Linked DNA regions of Mus musculus: region 2 is linked to region 1. The links are chromatin contacts, found by POLR2A ChIA-PET in ENCODE. All regions are on one chromosome and are shown on one strand. Each heading gives the region's core, a stretch centred on a gene start or an enhancer-like site at or near the end of the contact. The rest is flanking DNA. Distances are from core to core; before and after follow the strand shown. Region 1 holds the start of 1700029P11Rik (RIKEN cDNA 1700029P11 gene). Region 2 holds the start of Desi1 (desumoylating isopeptidase 1).

Region 1 (5,462 bases), core at 1,260-3,759:
CTACAGTGTACTTGTATACATAAATAAATCTCTAAAAAAAATGAAATGCTCCTAGGGTTCATTAGCTCTGTCGTGCAGGTTAGGCGTTAGAACACTGCTGAAGAAGGTGAATGTGGAGTGCCTCTTTGATATGCTGAGTGTATTTATTTATTGGCCCCTGGTGTCACTAGAGCAGTCTTGGGCAAATCAGAAGAAAAAAAAGTTGTGACTCTGGCTGAACTCCCCAGGAGTAACCAGTGAACCTGTGGGCCAAGGGATATTGTCCTGAGCAGCGGTCCATAAACCTCATCAGGTCCTTACCACTCCCCAGGAAAGTACTCCATAACCAGAATCCAGAAAGCAGACAAAGTGGCAGAGAAAGGAAAAAAAAAAGGATTCAATGACTCACCAAAAAGCAGGCCTCCAGAATTTGAGTGTGGAATGGTCTTTCTGATCTCACTGGGGCCTCCAAATATTAATCTTGAGATTAGAAAATAAAAAATTTTGAGCCAAATTTGAAACAAGCTTTAATTAAATACTGACCAGGATGGAGTGTCCATGTGGTTTTGTCCTTAAAAGCCCCTACAACCCATGCTTTGTTGCCACTCAGCTGAAAATTCCAGAGAGTGATCCTCACACTCTACTTTCCCATGTGGCCCTATTTTTTCAAAAACTACAACTCCCAGCATTCCAGGAATTCTTTGGGTAGGCCGGCCTTACAGGTTAACTTTGGATCTTACAGTTATCCATTTCTAGTTCAAGGAAGGCAAAACTCATCTCCCAGCTCTGTTATCAGGACCTAATTGTTTCAACCTGTTTCCTAGGTTGGAAAAACAGAAAGAATAATCTCCATGTCACAAAAAGCAAAATAAATTTAAAAAGCAAACAAAACAAAACAAAGCTAGAGAGATGGTTCAATGGTTAAGAGTACTAACTGTGGGCTGGAGAGATGGCTCAGCGGTTAGGAGCACTGACTGCTCTCCCAGAGGTCCTGAGTTCAATTCCCAGCAACCACATGGTGGCTCACAGCCATCTGTAGTGAGATCTGACACCCTCTTCTGGAGTGTCTGAAGACAGCTACAGTGTGCTTACATATAATAAATAAATCTTTAAAAAAAAAAAAAAAAAGAGTACTAACTGCCCTTCCAGAGGTCCAGAGTTCAATTCCCAGCAACCACATGGTGGCTCAAAACCATCTGTGATGGGATCCTATGCCCTCTTCTGGTGTGTCTACAGTGTACTCATATAAAATAAATCTTACTAAAAAAAAAAAAAAAAAAAAAAAAAGAGCATGGCTGGATAGATGGCTCAATGCAAGAGCATACAGCTCTCTTGTAGAAGACCCAAGTTCTATTTTCAACTCGGCTGCAGAGGATCTGAGGCCTCTGCCCCTCTCCCCACCCCCATCTGCACTCACATATACCCACACACAGACACAAGTATATACATAACTTATAGTAAACCAAACAAAAATAATTTAAGATAATTTAAGAATGCACTCAGAGGGAGGCTTAAGAACCATTTTATTATAGTTTAAAAGAAACATAGCGGGGCAGGCAATCTGAAAATCCAGGCCGATTCCAGAAGAAATACGGAGAAAGCCACGCCTTCTTGGGTTACATATGAAGTTTAGTAATGGAGGCTCCCAAGCAGCCCCATGGCAGAAGCAGAAGAGGGGGATACAAATAAAGCAAGAGAGCCCAGTACATCAATGGTGGGGGGAGGGAGCCCAGACATTGGCAAGTATTCAAAAGATGGGGAAAAGAAACAGATGCGTTTTGGAACTTAGAACTCCAGGAAGTAAGCAGACCACAAGGTGAAGGCCCCACAGGTGACTAGAGCCCACAGAGTTTCGGCCAAGGAAAATACATTCTCTCATTAAGGAGATAATTGTTCCTCCCATCTCTTTAGCATATTTAGGTCAATCAGTGTTACTGAGGTGTGGGCCCTTGGCCAAAAAAATTGACAGGCCTAGCTGGAGTAACACTCTTTTCTTCTTTCAATCCCTTGGGTAGATTCTCTGGGGAGTGAGCAGGGTAGCGCTGCTTAAGCCCCACTCAGTCGTCCTCCAGCAGGTTGATCTTGGTGGGGTCAAAATAGTTGGACTCCATGATGGGGAGGCCACTGGCCTCTCGGTGTTTCACCAGCATCGCAGCTTCCCGGCGGGCCCACTCGATCATCTTATAGTTTGGCACATAAGCCACAAAGGTAGTGCCAAGGACCAGGGCGATGGAAAAACCAAAGAAGAAGACGGCGTGCATATTCAAGGCATCCACCTTCGGGTCGTCGTCGTAACCATGGAAGTGTGGGTTCTTCAAGTACACGTTTTCGTCCTCGGGATCTGGGTCCTCCATCCACTGCACGGTCGGTTCTTCCTGCTCCTTTCGGGCCGCAGCGGACCGGGCGACCACAGCCCTGGAGGAGCTGGATTTCCAGCAAAGTGGGGCAGCCTGGAGCCGTCGAATTGCGGAAAGGCTGCGAGCGCACAAACTTAACCGCCAGGCCGCCATGACAGCTGCAGTAGTGGGGGTTGGATAGGCGGGGGCCGGAGGAGAAGATAACGGATGGCCTGACGCAACTTCCGTTTCTGGGGGCGGGGCATGTATTTCGGTGGTGTGTGGAGAATAGCTTCCCTTAACTGATATCTACAGAGCACTGACATCCTCCGAGATTATGGGAGCATTAGATGACACACCTAATGCTGACAGTCAACCAGCAGAGATGTAAGAGATGGAAGTCGGGTCCTCTGGAAGAGCTATAATAAGAGTGCTTAACCTCTGAGCCATCTCTCCAGCACCTACAATGTTTATTTTATAAATCAAGCACAGTAATAATTAGTAATAACTCATAACGATTGTAACAACGCTTCCTTGAAAATTCTTGGAATGTGGAATCCTCTCGGATTCTCACTGTACCACATAATGCTACACGTGATGCCGCGGGATGATGCAGGTCTGAAGAGGAGCTGGACTGAGGAAAATGTGGGCACTGGGACATGGGGCACCACCATCTTCCTCCTTGGACACAGGGACTGTGATACTATAGAGTCCCTAAATAAATAAATCTTTTATTTAAAAAAGGTGGGGGGGGGGGAGGCTGGAGAGATGGCTCAGCGGTTAAGAGCACTGACTCTGACTGCTATTCCAGAGGTCCTGAGTTCAATTCCCAACAAACACATGGTGGCTCACAACCATCTGTAATGAGATCTGATGCCCTCTTCTGGGGTGTCTGAAGACAGCTATAGGGTACTAACATATATAAAATAAATAAATATTTGGGCCAGAGCAAGTAGGGCCGAAGGGGGTGGGGAGAGGAAACGGAGCAAGAAGAAGGGGGGAAAAAACCCAAGGGGGGAAAAAGAGATTTATTTATTTAATATATACAGGTGCTCTGTTTTTATGCATACCAGACTAGGGAATCAGATTCTATTACAGATGGTTGCAAGCCACCATGTGGCTGTTGGGAATTGAACTCAGGACCTCTGGAAGAGCAGTCAGTGCTCTTAACCACTGAGCCCTCTCTCCAGTCCCATCATAGACTCTTAAAATGTCTCTAATAACAAACATTTGGGACATAGAACCCCCTATTGTCCCCAACATGAGCTGGATGGGGAAGAATACAAGAGATTTAGTGAGACTCTTCCGAATGGAAGAGTTCAAAAGCTACAAATTACTCATGTCTGGAATTTTCCCATGTAAAGTTTCTGGACCATGATTATCTACTGTAATTGAAACCACAGAAAAACCAGTGACTTCGGGATGAGCAGCGTTCATTCCTACATTTCGACTATAAAGAGCTGGTGCGAGGCCTGAATGTGAAGGAGCCTTGAGGTGATTGAGTGATTACTCACAGAAAGATGGTGTGTGATTGTGCTTTGTCAAGTCACAGAAGCAGAAGACAGAATGATGTGTGCTGGGGTTACTGTCCTGGGGTACAGAGCTCCATTTACTAGGTGAAGTGACCTGGGGAGGGGTTTCGGTAGTGGCTGCACACTGGGAATGACTTGCAGCCCCAAGCTGTAAGAGAGGATGACCTGGGAGTGGCTCACTGGAGCTCGTTGCCTGAGCATAGGCCTAGGGATCCCCAACACCAGGAGAAATCAAATGTAATGCTGGTGAATATTAGTGATGCTGACCAAAATAAAACAAAAACGATGCTCAGACAAACTCATCAATCTGTCTGGTATGGCAAGGAGTGTGGCCAGGGCTGAGAAGCAACCTCAGCTTGGGGAGTTCTGGCCTGTACAGTCCAGGACATGGTGCTTGAGTCCTGTCAGGCTGTGAGACCTTGACTGAGAACCTGGGACATGCTGACAGCAGTGTCTCCTTACAGCTGGGGCTGAGGGCCATGTGGCATCACTGACACCAGCAACAGGGATTTAGGCAAGTGGTCCCTGGTTACCTGAGTGTGACTTGGAGTGTGTGGAGACCTGTCAGTCATGTGGGTGCTCCATCTCTCTGGCACCCACCAAGTCCCTTGTCAATGAGGCTACTTGAGCTTCTCTGTGAGGAATGTCCTCAACCTGAGTCACACTTGGTAGATGGAAGTCCTGACCAGTGCTATCTTCTGTCACCCAAACAGGAGAAGTGCTGACTCTTAGCAGAAATCTAATTACATCTGTCCCTGAGACCCATGGAGTCCTGACATCTACCTACAGTTTGTCGTCACAAACTTAGTCACCATTGATAGCCCTTTATGGATGATATAGGGGTCATCTCTTGCTTGTTGCAGGATATTTGATCACATGGTGAACCCTGAGATTATATTATTTATTGAAAAAAAAAGTTTCTAGTTATTGTGTGGCTCAGCCCTTAGTACATACCTTTAATCCAAAACAATGAAGTTAGTTTGTAGAAGGAAGCACCCCATAATTGAAAGTGATGTCTAATTGGGTTGCAGGCCAAGTGATGAATCAGAGAAAGATTTGACAGAATAGGATACGCCCAACTGTCAACGAGAAGAGAGAGGAAGGGGAAGCTACTTAAGACAGCATCACAGAGCCGGGCATGGTGGTGCACGCCTTTAATCCCAGCACTCCGGAGGCAGAGGCAGGCGGATTTCTGAGTTCGAGGCCAGCCTGGTCTATTAAGTGAGATACAGAACAGCCAAGGCTATACAGAGAAATCCTGTCTCGAAAAACAAAACAAAACAAAACAAAGACACAAAAAAAGAAAAAAAAAAAAGAGTATCACAGACAGAAAAAGGAGAGGAGACAGTTTTACTGAGAGGGTTTTACAGAGACAGGTTGAAGAGAGAACAAGCTAGATACAGGTAAAGGCAGAACGAAAAGGAGCCAGAAGAATAAAACAGATAAGTCCGAGGCCAATCAGAGCAAAAAGTTGGAAGCAGGGAGAGGCCAGATTGAATCAGTCAGCTTGGAGAGGACTTTGAGCCAGAATACCAGAGTTGAGCCAGCAGGAGATCAGAAGGAACAGAGAAGGATGAGCTTAATCAGCAGGCTGAAAACATTGTAGGCTTAGATA
Region 2 (5,985 bases), core at 2,362-4,861, 36 kb before region 1:
TTGCCCCAATCAGCACAGAGTAGTCTAAAAATAATGTCACCCTCTTTCCAACCCCTGACTCTATTCAGGGATCTCTTTCCTTTCCTCTCCATTCTTTCTTCCCTCCTATCTAGTGTTAGAGGTTGACAGGGCAGAAGAAAAAGGGTGGGGAAGGGAAAAAGAAACAAGAACCCACAAAATAGCAAAAGGCAAGGTACAAAACCTTATCTCAAAAAACAAAGAAAACAATTTAAAGTGGCACTAATTTCCTTCTTGGCAGACTCTCACTATGGCGTTACACTCTTTCTACTTTAGCCTCCAAGGTGCAGATTACAGGCATATGACATCATTCCCAGAGCATCTTTAGAAGTGGGAGGGGACAGCTACAAATTAAGTCTGATTGACACCAAAGGGAAATTCTGGAGGCCACATGAGGCCTGTGGATAAGAAACAGTCTGACAGCCTTGGAACCAGTGTTGCACTGCAGGCTTAAGCAAGTCAGTCAGGAGACACAGGCTATCCCTGCCGTCCTGACCTCATTACCCACACACGTTCTGCTCCACAGTCTTCTTCCTATTTTTTAGCTTTGTGTCTTGAGACAGGGTCTCCCTATGTAGCCCTTGTCTGTCCTGGAACTCACCATGTAGACCAGGTAGGCCTCTACTCAAGAGATCTCTCTGCCTCTGCCTCCTGAGTGCTGAGATAAGAGACATGAGCCACCACACCCATTCAATGTTTGGGGTTGAATAATGTCTTACCTGGATGCTCATATCAAAAGGTGTGAGTTCATCTTCACCCTGAGATTCGAACATAGCCCTGGAGGCATCAACCAGAAAAATCAAGCTATCTCTTCCTGAATATTTATATTCTCCTATGGAAAAATAAATGGAAAACAATGTTTGCCTTTTGCATTGTATTTATTATGTTTACCAATCACACAAAACAGAGACAAGCCCATAGAGTTACAAGTAGAACTTGACAAATTATAAGATGAACCCACTTAAAGCCTCCACTCCTGTCAGGACCCTGAGTCCTATGTATATCTCTCAAATCGTTAGTTTTGACTTATTTTTATTTCCTTTAAAAATTTTTGCTGGGCGGTGGTGGCGCACGCCTTTAATCCCAGCACTCGGGAGGCGGAAGCAGGCGGATTTCTGAGTTCGAGGCTAGCCTGGTCTACAGAGTTAGTTCCAGGACAGCCAGGGCTACACAGAGAAACCCTGTCTCGAAAAAAAAATTTCAGCTGGGTGTGGTAGTGAGTATCTTTAATCCTAGCACTCAGGAGGCATTGGCTGGCAAATCTCTTTACTTCGAGGCCAGGCTAGTCTACAGAGTGAGTTCTAGGACAGCTAGGGCTACAAAGAGAAACCCTGTCTGGAAAAAAAATTATTAATGTATTCATTTTATTTTGTGTGTGAAAGTTTTGCTTGCATATATATGAATGTAAAACCATGTGTGTGCTTGTTACTCTCAGAGATCAGAAAAGTGCATTAGGTCCCCTGGAAATAGAGCTATAGATGGTTGTGAACCACCATGGGGATGCTAGAATTAGAACCCAGGTCCTCTAGAAGAACTTACTTCGAGGCCAGGCTAGTCTACAGAGTGAGTTCTAGGACAGCTAGGGCTACAAAGAGAAACCCTGTCTGGAAAAAAAATTATTAATGTATTCATTTTATTTTGTGTGTGAAAGTTTTGCTTGCATATATATGAATGTAAAACCATGTGTGTGCTTGTTACTCTCAGAGATCAGAAAAGTGCATTAGGTCCCCTGGAAATAGAGCTATAGATGGTTGTGAACCACCATGGGGATGCTAGAATTAGAACCCAGGTCCTCTAGAAGAACAGCCAGTGCTCTCAACCACTGAGCCATCTCTCCAGCCCCTGGGAGTCTCTTACACCATGAGGGAGGTTTCCTAGTGCAAGCCTGGAGCTGGGCTGATTCCAGGCAAGAGGCAGGAGGCAAGTTAGAGACCAGGATGTATAGCCACCAATGCACCCACTTTTATGTTAACTCGATTCCCAGGAGTCATTAGAAGCTCAAAGTCAAAAAAAAAAAAAAAAAAAAAAGAAGCTCAAAGTCTACATCAGTTACAGAGTGAGTTTGAAGTCAGCCTGGTCTACATAAGACCTTGCCTCAGAAACAAACAGGAGCTGGGGAGGCTGCTCAGTGGTTAAAGCAATGGTTAAGAATACTTGACGCTCTCTCACACACGATCCAGCTTCACTTCACAGAATGCACATGGAGGCTCACAACCACCTATAACTTTAGTAGCAGGAGATCCGACTCCCTCTTCTGGCTCCCTTTTGCACCAGACATGTACAGAGGTGTACACACATACATAAAATAAAAATAAGTAGATTTTTTTAAACAATCAAAAATATGTAAAAAATAAAGTGACAAATATTACCATGGACAGAGTCATTTATTGAAGATTAATAAATTCTCTATCGTGGTTAGTAAAAAAAAAAAAAGGAAAATAGGGTTAGGAATGTTCATAGAGTGAAATAGGATCTAAATAATAACTGTAAAACTCAAAGGGAGAAAAAATATTTTAGATTATCTGAGGAGAAAAGGGAGGGATATCAGACAACATAAAGTGCTCCCAGCAAAAAAAAAAGTACACAGCGAAAATCTTCCACACAGGCCACTTACCACCTGTGTCGGGGCTCTCCTCCTCCTCTTCCTCTTCCTCGCCCTCAGTTTTGTAGTAGGACTCCCACTCTGACATGTTGGTTTGCTCACTAGGTGAGAGAAGTTATGAATTTAAATGAAAAAAAAAAAAAAAAAAAAAACCAAGGCAGGTAGCTCTGTGGTAATGCGCTTTCCTACAGTGTACCCGGACCTATGCCACACACACCAGAAAAAAAAAGAGAGACAGACAGACAGACTTCTGGGTTCTCTTTAGATCTGTTCTAAATGCTCGGGTCACTAATAAAGAATGTGAATGATGGCTCCTGCTTCCTCCAAAGCTCTCCATATCATTGGAGAGGCAAGAGAAATGTGCATGGGGTCATTGCTGCAACAACCTCCCCTTGGCTATCCCTTAAGGATGCTGCAGGACCAAAATGGCTAGGGGTGAGGGCGAGGTATAACATAGCGGCTCAGCACTGAAGGTCCTATCTCGAGCTCCAACTGGACTGGGACGGTACTTGGTGCTCTGGCTGAAACATTCGTCTTCATTTCTCCCCCAACCTTCAGCTAGAGATTGGCTCAACCACCAGTCCTGTTCCGCCTTCTGGGGAGAAAGGAGCATGACCCAGGTCCTGCAGGTCGACAGCGCTGCTCCGTGGTGAGGCCAGGGGTCGCGCGACACTAAGCGTGCAAGCAAGCCACCAAGGCAGGCCTCATCCAACACATGTGGTGCGGCGAACCTACCTTAACCGCAGGCGGGCAAGCCACTGGGACAGCAGAAGGTGGGCACCACGTCCACGCGGGCTCCTTGTCTCTCGCCCAATCAGCGACGTTGCGTCATCACGCACAACACGCCCTTCGACCCTTCAAGCGGGCACGCCCACTCGCATTTCCCGCTTCCACCCCCTGTTCCCTAAACTGGAACGCTTGCGGCCAGAGAAAGCCCCGCCCCTCGCTTGAAGCTCCGCCCCCGAAACCCGTCAGCACCGAACGCACATGCGTGAAAGTGCGTCCCCGCCCCTGCCCCCTGTTCCGTGCGGAGTCTCTGGGATCTCTCTCTCTGTCACCTCACAGTAGTCGTTGCCGGTCGCGGGTGTCCGGGCGCGAGCAGCGCAGGGCCGCCTCTCCCCCGCCCTCAGGCCGGGCCCCGGCTCGGTCCCCCGCTCCCTCTTCTCCCCACCCCGGTCGGGTACCGGAAGGTCCAAGCCGCTGCCGGGTGCCCGAGGGCCATCGTGGCCGCCGCCACGGGTCCTGATGGAGCCGCCAAATCTCTATCCGGTGAAGCTCTACGTGTACGACCTGTCCAAGGGCCTGGCCCGCCGGCTCAGCCCCATCATGCTGGGTGAGGGGACCGGGGTCAGTGGGAAGAAGGCAGGTGGCCGCTGGAAGCGATCCACCGAGGGGGGTGGGGGAAGACGGGCCCATGGGTGGTAGGAAAGATCCACTAGGGCAAGGACAGTGAGGTGGGATTCCCTGAACCCCTGTCCAGCTTCATGATCTAAGCCAAGGAGACACACGCTCCGGCTGAGAGCAAGCTCCTCTTCAGCTAGAGACTGGGGCTAGCCGACTGATCTTGGTGGATTCCCCAAGAAGCCAGGGAACCCTGCTTCTTTAGCTCAAAGTAGAGAAAGTGAGGATACCTCCAGCTCGTGTCCCTGGTGGTGGAAGCAACACTGCAGACGAGATCCTCTGGTGTCCCTCGGAGCGACTGCCCTCCGCGCCAAAAGGAAATTCCCTCTGCAGTCCTTGGAGTGGATGGGAAGAGAGCGCTAGAGCGGTGGAAGGCTTGAGCCCTTGCCGGCTCCAGGTTAGGTCAAGTCAGGTCACCCTGAGCCAGATCTTGGAACTAATTACGTTCTGTCCGACGATGCAATTTTCGCTCAACAGTTAATTGCTTTTGACCAGATGGTAAGAAAGCAGTTCTGGGGGAGGACCGGATGCTGTATCGGTGAGGATATCGGTTGTGCTCAGTTCAAATGGTTTCATGCTGAGAGAGAAAAAGAGCCCTTCAGTGTAGGTCCAACTTCACTTCAAGTCAAATACCAAAATGTCTGTCATATAGGATTTGTCAGGCTTGTCATTTCAGGTAATGGTGGACAGGAATGGATTTCAGGGATTGAAACTGACATAGTTTTGCATCATTCAATAAATAGCTATAGTGTTTCCTGGAGACATTGGAGGAAGGCCTATTTCTTAAGGAACACAAGGGGCAGGGATCAAGGAAGCAAGGCAAGTTTTGAGGACATCCATTTGTGATGTGTCACTGAGTTGAACTTACTAATCCTTTAACCCTGGGGCAGCGAGTGGTTTCTAAATGTGGTTTCCCATCAGAATCATCTAGGATGTTCGTTAAAAACACAAATACCTGACTGAGGCTGTTGCTCACTCACTGGTAGAGTTCCTGCTTGGCATGCTCCAAGCCCTGGGGTTTGATCTCTAACATGGAAACAAAAAACAAGTGCATTCATTTCCAACATACATTGTCAGATGGGATGGGGTGGGGGGAGCTGAAAAAACTGTATTAGAACCAACTGGGTGAAACACTCCGATGATCCTAGTACTAAGGAGGCTGAGGCAAGAGGGCTGTGGGTTCAAGACCAACAAGCTGGGCTACACACACACCTGAGGGAATAAAAGAAGAAGAAAGGAAGTGAAGAGAGAGAGAAAAAGCTCAGGTCAAAACGGTTCCTCTACCAAAGAAACTGGTAGCAGACAGAGTGGAAGGAAACTTTGCCCTAAACTACTTTGTACTAAATGTGTGCACATTTTGTGAGTCTTACATGTGCGAATTGTGGAACCATGCTTCACAGATACTAAGCCAGAGTCTTTGGAAATATGTTATTTTTAATGAGTGTTTTGGATCATTCTTTATGTAGCCAGCCCATTATCCTTAGAGAGAGATTTGGACCTAAGTCATGGGTTGTTGGCGGGGGTTAGGGTCCGGTCATGACTCGGTGGTAGAGGCCTTGCTTAACAAGGCCCGAGCTCAGTCTCCCGCACACCTGAGAAGAAAGGAAGGCAAATCTGAAAGCAAAACCTGCAAGCATTCTTCTTGTTGTTTGTTTGGGGAACGTTTGAGCCATTGGTAGATTATATCAGTCAGGTTCCAGCTAAGTTCCTTGGAATGCAGCCATGTCTTCAGTTTTATCACAGAGAGGCATCGTTTGTTTCCTTGACCCATAAAGCGCCCTCCAGACTGATTTTTTTTTTCAAAAAGGTATTTTTTATTATTATACATAAGTACACTGTAGCTGTCTTCAGAAGCACCAGAAGAGGTCGTCAGATCTCATTATGGGTGGTTATGTGCTACCATGTGGTTGCTGGGATTTGAACTCAGGACCTTCAGAAGAACAGTCAGTGCCACCTTGCTACCC

The links. ChIA-PET counts read pairs that join two places held with the same protein, here RNA polymerase II (POLR2A).
Region 2: POLR2A ChIA-PET joins it to region 1 with 11 read pairs in embryonic stem cell. The contact joins the promoter of Desi1 here to the promoter of 1700029P11Rik in region 1. POLR2A ChIA-PET finds 5 or more read pairs at or near these places in 4 of 5 experiments (Patski and embryonic stem cell).

What each region holds. Positions count from the first base shown.
Region 1 is chr15:81,977,587-81,983,048 of GRCm38, reverse strand. It overlaps 1700029P11Rik (RIKEN cDNA 1700029P11 gene), which reads right to left and starts at 2,509. Exons shown (of 1, transcript NM_025503.4): 1 at 1,486-2,509. The coding sequence starts at 2,489. The coding sequence ends at 2,037.
Region 2 is chr15:82,013,846-82,019,830 of GRCm38, reverse strand. It overlaps Desi1 (desumoylating isopeptidase 1), which reads left to right and starts at 3,611. Exons shown (of 6, transcript NM_134095.3): 1 at 3,611-3,953. The coding sequence starts at 3,866. It overlaps Xrcc6 (X-ray repair complementing defective repair in Chinese hamster cells 6), which reads right to left and starts at 3,462. Exons shown (of 13, transcript NM_010247.2): 1 at 3,356-3,462; 2 at 2,633-2,721; 3 at 738-850. The coding sequence starts at 2,708.